Regions from separate parts of the Homo sapiens genome. Here region 1 is linked to region 2. The links are chromatin contacts, found by Hi-C or POLR2A ChIA-PET in ENCODE. All regions are on one chromosome and are shown on one strand. The core of a region is the stretch at or near the end of the contact, and the rest is flanking DNA. Distances in the headings are between cores, read along the strand shown.

Evidence for each region. A loop is a pair of places that touch in the nucleus more often than their neighbours do. ChIA-PET counts read pairs that join two places held with the same protein, here RNA polymerase II (POLR2A). Pooled maps may share reads with other maps.
Region 1: a map of CD4-positive, alpha-beta memory T cell shows a loop between it and region 2 (3-fold over the local background). The contact joins two enhancer-like sites. A Hi-C loop is called at or near these places in 3 of 168 maps with a recorded cell type or tissue (CD4-positive, alpha-beta memory T cell, CD8-positive, alpha-beta T cell and lower leg skin), 2 of 37 single-sample maps with no recorded cell type and 6 of 50 pooled maps. POLR2A ChIA-PET finds 5 or more read pairs at or near these places in 10 of 52 experiments (BJ, CD4-positive, alpha-beta T cell, CD4-positive, alpha-beta memory T cell and 7 more).

Annotation. Positions count from the first base shown.
Region 1 is chr2:84,740,221-84,744,274 of GRCh38, reverse strand. All of the region lies in intron 62 of DNAH6 (dynein axonemal heavy chain 6), which reads right to left. Among named protein-coding and RNA genes, the nearest start is that of TRABD2A, 140 kb to the left of the region's middle. RefSeq lists an enhancer at 2,713-2,762. Within about 2 kb of position 2,639, at least 2 of the 41 ENCODE cell types and tissues checked have a DNase peak (open chromatin) inside an H3K27ac peak, as active enhancers do; they include CD8-positive, alpha-beta T cell, where a contact is called at or near this core.
Region 2 is chr2:84,780,413-84,784,608 of GRCh38, reverse strand. It overlaps DNAH6 (dynein axonemal heavy chain 6), which reads right to left. Exons shown (of 77, transcript NM_001370.2): 65 at 2,956-3,116. Among named protein-coding and RNA genes, the nearest start is that of TRABD2A, 99 kb to the left of the region's middle. Within about 2 kb of position 2,093, at least 8 of the 41 ENCODE cell types and tissues checked have a DNase peak (open chromatin) inside an H3K27ac peak, as active enhancers do; they include CD8-positive, alpha-beta T cell, where a contact is called at or near this core.

The sequences.
Region 1 (4,054 bases), core at 1,390-3,889, 41 kb after region 2:
AGGTTTCTTGGGTTGGCCGTTAGGCACAATTGTTGGCTTGCATTTCAGGCTAGAAAGCAACTTTCTCTAGCTTGTCTGCAGGGGCTCTCCTCTGGGGGCTTAATCATAGCAATCAGAAAGCTAGTGACACAAAAATTTAGTGACACTTCTGACCATGGCCTTGGGGTAGTGTTCATCTTTGCAAGATTTATAATTTATATATGGAATATAGACAATTACAAGGTATGAGACGACAAAGCATACCATGTCACAATACTCTTTAGTTAAAGGTGTCTGCATTATTCTGAAGACCAGGTAGCAGAACCATGTATTGCAAAAGGACTCCTTTTCCAGTGAGGTTCTCATTATTTATTGTGTAATCATTAGGACTCCAGGAAATGATGGGAGAAAATAATGTATAAAATATGCATTAGAAGATGGTATCTAATAATGCATTATTTATTTATTCATTTGGAGACAGATTCTTGCTCTGTTGCCCAGGCAAGAGTGCAGTGGCGTGTTCTCGGCTCACTGCAACCTTTGCCTCCCAGGTTCAAGCAATTCTCCAGCCTCAGCCTCCTGAATAGCTGGGACTACAGGTGCACACCACCACACCAGGCTAATTTTTTGTATTTTAGTAGAGATGGGATTTCACCATGTTGGCCAGGCTGGTCTCCAACTCCTGAGCTCAGGCAATCCACTCGCCTCAGCCTCCAAAAGTGCTAGGATTACAGGCATGAGCCACCACACCTAGCTTAATAATGTATATTTTAAATAACTCCCAATAGGACACGAAGCACTTAGAAATCAAGAAAGACAAAAGATTAAGGCAATTAGGAAGTTTCTGAAGGTAAGATTGACAATGGAATTAGACATCACTTGTAAATATCTAAAGCTCACTTTTAGAATACCAGCCACCTATCAAACTATGTACAAACCTTCATAAGTCTGTAGCATTTCTGGAACAAACCTTGAAATCTAACACATAAAAACAGGAAAGTTTTTTTAAATTGTTGCAATTTTAGTCTCAAAGATATGGATAACACATGGTGCTTTCTATGAAAAAATTATGAGTTGTCCCTATAATTACTTTGCTTTTCAACCTCCACACCTTCCCTCTTCCTTTGCCTCTGTGTAGATGAGGCTCCATCTAGCCCTTTCTGCTTTGGGTCTGTCCCTAACTGTCCATCTCTGGGTTTCTTCTATGAGTATTTTTCTTTTTGTGTTCTATCTCTACCTCTAGCTGTCTCATTTAACTGGTGCATAACATAGAAACAATTTTTACTAGTGGGGGACAAAAGACTAGGGGGGAATGCACTTTTCAATAAGTTAATGCATTTATTGAACAGCTTTTTCTCCCCCTAGTCTTCATTTAGAAATCCAATAAATCTATTAGGATCTTAGAAATTCTGGTTAATGTAGACTTTAAACCACCACACTTAATGGGTTTACTTAGTTAAATAAATATTCATATTAGAAGTATAAGAGTAATTACCAAAAAATAAAAATAGAATTTCAAATCAGTAGAGGGGAAAATAAAGAGTGTGGATGATGCAACTGAAGAAGAAAGGAAGGAGAGGAGAAATAAAGGATATAAAGAAAGGAAGAAGGAAGAAGAAAGAAGAAAAAAGGAAGCAAAGAAAAAGCTGGCAGAAAAATATGCCCAAAATAAAGATGACCAATGTAAGTCCAAACAGATCAGAGTTTCTTAACTTTACTAATATTGACATTTTGGATGCTGTAGTTATTTGTTGTGGAGGGTTGTTCTGAGCACTGTAGGATGTGTAGTAGCATCTCTGGTCTCTACCCACCAGACGCCAGTAGCACCACCCCAGTTGTGGCAAACAAAAATGTCTCTAGACATTGTCAAATGGAAATCTTCCTCAGTCAAGAAGAACTTAAATAAATCAATAGCCATAATAAATATAATCAAATTAAAATTTGTCTGTTAAAAGAAAGACTTTCATGTTCCTCAAAACAACAACAAAATCCTACTAAGATACACCAAAAACATAATGATGACACACAAAAAATGGAAAGTAAAGAGTGCAGAAATATATAGAGTGGGAGTACTAAGAGAGGCTTGCTGTAATAATATTAATATTAGAAGATGTATTTTGAGGTTTTAGGTCAGGATGGCTGACTAGATGCAGGTATTGCGTGCTGCCTCCATGGAGAAGAGCCAGAATAGTAAGCAGATACTCACAGTTCAAACAGGTAATCTAGGAGAGAATGCTTGGATTCATTAGAGAAGAGACATGAAGTACCAGAAGTAAGTAAGGAGAGGGTTCAAGTTAGCTTGCGCAGCCAGGAACTGACTGGGCTGGGAGATGGTCCTGGATGCAGGGAAACAGTAAGAGGGAAATCCCTGGAGCTCCAAAACAGGGTTTTAAGATCTTGGCTACAGGAGAAACCCTTGACCCACTAGGGCCTTGTGCCTGACATATGGAACTGCCTAAAGATTGTACAGAGACATTTCTCTAGAAAGGGAACCCACACACAATCCCACAGGAATCCGAGCCTGGTGCAGCCTCAGCTGGGTGCCATTTTGAGAACCCAGATCCTGGGGATTTACAGACACAGCTGCAGCCACTGTGCTGCTCCAGGGAGGGAGAGGGGAGAACGGGCACACTCATGCACCCCCTAGAGGGTACTTGCTGCCCTGCTATGAGCTGCTGTTGAGACTGAGATATGAGTTGACCACACTTCTCACAGCTTCCTGCTTATGCTGCTTGCCTGAATGGTGCCCCACCCTCTTTAGCCCCAGGCCCAAGGTGCCCTTTTGAGAGTTTAATGCTGGGCTGAGCTCCATGCTTTGTTTAGTTTGGGCTGATGTGGCTGTAGCCTCTGCTTGGCTAAGGAAGAACAGGGAGACCAGGTCATCCTACTCATACCTAGGACAATACTCACAGCTCTGTAGCAGGCTGCTGTGAGACAGATGTGAATGAACCACACTCCCCACAGCTTCTTGATCATGCTGCCTGCCTGGGCAGTGATCCGCCCTCCCTGTTTTCAGGCCCAAGGCACCATTTTGAGAATGTAGTGCTGAGCTGTGCCTCATCCTTGGCCTGAGTTTGGGCTGATGTGACTGCTGCTGCCACCCAGCCAAGCAGGGAAAGGGGACCAAGGCTCTCCTATATATACCTAGGACAATGTCCAATGCCTTGCTACGAGCTGCTATGAGACTGAGACTTGAGTGGACCACACTCCTCACAGCTTCTCGTCCATGCTGCTCGCCTGAGAGGGGCTCCCCACTCTCTAGGTGCAAGCCCATGGCTGACACCATTTTGAGAGGTTAGAGCCATTGTTTGGTAACCTGGCAGCGGTGGCCACAGCAAGCATTTTGGTCTTAGGTGAGATTAAAGTGCTTGTTCTGGAAGGGGAGAAGGGTCCCCACAGGCAGAATTGAGCAGTGAGTGTGGAGAGTGCCCCAGTAGTAGGTGGTGGAATTACGCTCTCTCCCATCACAAGACTGGAGTGGGAGGAGAGTTGCTGAAGCTGAGGTTTTTCCCAGAGGGCAAGACTTTCAGTCAGAGACAGCTTTGCAACCTAGAACTGGTCTGCATGGGTCATAACGGGGTGTCCCAGCCTGTTTCCTTGGTCAGTTGGGGAACAGTGCCCCACCAGCTCTGAGGCGTGGGAGGGAGGCAGACTCCACTCCCCTGGAGATCTAACCCTTGCTGCAGACTGTCCCTAAAGGAGGGGAGAGTGCAGCCCACCAAAGACCCCCTTGGATAAAAGAAAACATGGGTGCAGTGCCAGCCACTGAAGGTGGTACCACCAAAGCCTGGGAATGGACATGGAGAGGGGGTCACACTTGCTCCGCCACCCTTCTTCTCAGTGCCCTGTCATGGATTTGGAAGTGACTCTTCACTTTGGAGTCTGGGGAATGCGGGTTGAAAGAGTCTGTGTCTCAAGCTTCTCCAGCAGCTCTGCCCTACTGAGGGTGAATGTGCTCTGCAGAGGTGCTTTTTGTACTTCTCTAGTGCTTCCACCCCTGCTTGTACCCATCAGTTCTTACTCTTAAGCACCATCTACTAGACTGCATCCTGAATTACGCCACCAAATAAAATTA
Region 2 (4,196 bases), core at 844-3,343:
AAAGATCTAGTTAATCTATTACAAGTATAGTGTAAACTGTTTCAAAATGGGAGTAAGATGCATTGTTTTAGAAACTTCACGTTAGGAAGGTTTGGCAGTCTAGAAGCAGGCACATTTGGGTAAATAAATTAGGAACACGATAATTTTTAATACTTGCTGAACTATTAAGGGCCTTATCTTTGAAATAGGAAACATTTTCAGTTGAAAAAGAGGGCAGTTATTGCCCATGTATTTATTTTCATGAGGATTTTTTGACCCTTCAATTTAACACAAGTTGCATGAAAATGGCCAAAAACCCCTACTGAGAAAATTCTCCCCTCAGCAGAAAAGTTGCAAAGGAAACAAGGGAGCCAGGATATGGAGAGACCTCATGTGTGGCATTAGCACGTTAAGTCAATGCACTTACTTTCTGAGATATGGACAGAGGACCCAAGAAAGAATGAGCTCCACTGTAGGTTCAAAAGGCCAAAGTAAAGTTGGAAAAATCATTGTTCCCATCACAGGAAGACACAGGCATCATTCAAGGACAAATTCCTTGGCATTGGTTTTTAAGTACGTATTATGCTGTTTCTCAAACATGCTAGGCTGGCTCCCTCACTAGGGCCTTTGCACTGGCTGTTCCCTCAGATTCCCTCACTTTCTTCATGTCTTGGTCAAATATCACCTTCTGAAAGAGGACTACTCAGATTAAACCACTTAAAATTGCTATCTTCCTTGCTCCCTACTCACATCCCATCTCAATCTTTCTGGTCCTCCTTACCTTACTCTCCTTTTTATTTTTTCCAAAGCACAACCATGTTCTAACACAACGTATACGTTACTTATTTACCATGTGGTTTATTCATTGTCTGTCTCCCCCCAACTAGAATGGAAACTCTACGAGGACAAATATCTATGGTTCTTTTGTTTATCAACATATCCTAGAACAATACATGGTACACTAGGCCCTTAATTATTTATGGAATGAATGACAACAAGTCAAAGCTGATTTCATGCTTCTTGGTTTGGTAATCTAAATTCACAAGCCACATTAAATAGCCCAAATTAAAAGTTAGTTCTACCAAATTCTAGAGCAATACTAACACTGTTTGCATAGTAAAAACTATTAGGCAAAGAAGTCAAACAACAACCAAAGTCTTAGGGCCAATGATTTCAGTAACCAAAAAACCAAAGAAAGAAGAAGGCCAGGTTTGGAGAAGGATTTTTTCCATACTTTTGTTCTTATAATTGCAAAAGCACCAAGCTTCTTAACTTTCATAGACATCATAGAATTTTAGGGCTGGACTAGAAGAGCATCTTAGAAATCATCTTAGTACAGGACTTTTCATGATGATGTCATGTAGTCATTTTATAGCTGGGGAAACTGGCCCAGAAAAAAGATATGACATGCACAGTCAGGAAGTGGTGGGGCAGAACTCTGTGGAGGTGTTAGGATTTCAAGTTCTGAGGTTTTATTTGTTTTGTTTTTTTTCTTTTTCTTCCTTTTGTATTTTCAGCTTATTACCTGAATGTATTTTATTTCCTACTGGTTCAAGTTAAACATCAGAACTTAAATGGTTAGGTGATAAATGATTATAGCAAGGGCCATAAGAGGATTTTTTCTATCCACTTAAGTTTAGTAAGCACTTAAAATACACAAACAACTTCAGCTGGCTTCATTAGCCGATCCAGTCTCCTTGAAGAACTGGCAAATGTTCTTGTCCTAGTTACAGTGAAACTGAATGGCATCTCCATATTCTGGAGCCTCATGTAGTACCACCACAGTAAATTGCTTTTTTGCTGCCTCTCTAGCATTTTTTTCTTAATTATATTCCTAATCACTGGGGACCCCTGACCAGTACTGAAGACCTCCTTGTCATTTCTCTTTAATTATTTAAGTAGAAATAAGCCACAGGCCCAGCAGGAAGCAGGCCCTCTCTTATTTGACAGCAAAAGAGTGGAAATAGTGGAGATTCTGAATGGTGGATAAAAATGAGTCCTTACCTTTGTCAGAAGCAGCCTGCAGAAGGCTTGTGGGTGAGGGCAGGGGGCCAGGAAGTGAAGGGCTTTTAGGGGAAGGCTGCTAAACCCTGAGCTGGCTCAGTGACCAGAGCAGACTGGGGACTCTGTAAAGGAGCAGCTCTTCACCTTAATAAGCAGCACTAAATAAAGTGATTTGCAAGATCATCTGCAGAGCTTTCACCTTTCCAGAAAGCTTTCTGTAGGGAGGGCACAAATAAAGGCCTCAGAGAAAGGGCTCTCTCTGGATATGCTTGCCTGGAGGTTCTCTCCCAGGGCTTCACAGCAGAGTGGTAGAGTGGGACCCACACAATTTGTTACCAATAAAATAGTTCCTGAGGTTTTGATTATTTTTATAGTAACACTTTAAAATGAGTAGATTCTAATTCCACTTCCTCTCTTTGCAGCCCGTTACACTTTCTTGAGTAGGCAAAAAAGTGGTGAGATAAAACTAGTGCTAGCAACTATGAGTAATGCTGAGCACGCCCATGGGTTAGGTGTGGCTCTGAGGCACATGTAAAGGTTAGTTGCCATGCGGGTTACAGAAGATAAAAGGTGGTAAAACACTACTCTAAGGGAATTGGTGGTAATTTGAACTCTGTTCCTTTACATTTCTCATTTTATAGGGAAGGATTTAATTTCCTTTGTTTGTCCTAAGTATATTTTTCTTTTTATTATGCCTATAAGTAATATATTTCAAATTCAAATGACCTCTCATAGAAGGCAATAAGAAACAGAAATGATCCAGTGGATCCTAGCCTCAACTTGGAATTCTGAAGGCCTTTTATCAAACCCTGGTTGTGTAAATTAGCTAAATCTGTCTAGGCCTCAAATTTCTCCTCTTTCATATATGGAAACACAGTGCCTACAATAATGAATTACTATAAGGAATGAATTCAACAAGAAAAGGTTACATAAAAATGTGATTATTATGCAAGGGCTATATGCTCAACATACCTGGATCTGTGAAGGTTTTAATGAGCTCTTCCATTGCCAACATCCAAGAAACAGCAAGATGGCAATTTTGCAAAAATACCCAGTTTCCTGATTTCATTGCATCCTTGACCATTTTTTCAGCAATAGGTCCTTGTCCTTGCCCCAGTGAAATTGACTGCACCCTGAATTGAACAGCAAGAACACAATATCATCTTATGCTATTTTAAAGCAAAATCAATATGAAGAAATATAAATACAGTAGACTCTTGCTTAGGATATATAAACATTTTGAATCCTCATTCCAATAGGAGTACAAGTATGTTTTCCTTATTTCTTGTTTTTAAAAATATTTTTACCATGACCCACATAGAAAAGTGCAAAAACCGAATATACAGCTCTACAAATGATCACAAATCAATACCTGCGGTTGAGAAGAGACCTGTGCTGATACACTAGAGACATTTCTCTCATGCCTCTCTCCACCGCAATGATTTCCCCTTCCTTCTTCCCACAGGTAATCATTATCCTAACTTCTAACAACACTATAGATCAGTTTTTAAACACTTAAAAAATTAAAGTCTAACATATACAGAAAAATACATATTATTAGTGTATGGGTCAATGAATTCTCACAACGCAAATGTGCACATGTACCACCACCTAGGTCAAAAAACAGTACCCCTCCTTATCCCAAAAGGCAAAAACAATTTTGAATTCTAATGCCATTGATTAATCACACAACATCTGTGAAAGCCAATGTGGGAAACTAGCTACAACTAAGAAACCTGTGCAAAGTGTTGGCTCTCTGAAAGCACCCAGAAACAAAGCCAATGAACTATACACAACATACACCACAGTCAAGCCCTCAAAGGAAAACAGGAATACAAAAAAAAAAGCCTCAACGAAATGACAGAAACTTGAAAATGATAAACACTAGCCCCCTTGGATAATTAGGAATCAGCAAAAGAATTCTGGCAATTCAAAAAATCAGTGTTTCCTTACCTCTAAAAGATTGCAATGTATCTAACCAGATTGAAATGTCTGAAATGACAGACATAGAATTCAGAACCTGGATGGCAATGAAACTCAATGAGATCTAACAGAAAGTTGAAATCCAGTCCAAAGAAGCCAGTAAAATGATCCAAGAGTTGAAAGATGACATAGCTATATGAAGAAAAAACAAAACTGAACTCCTGGAATTGAAAAATTCACCACAGGAGTTTCAAAATACAATTGGAAGCATTAACAACATACTAGGCCAA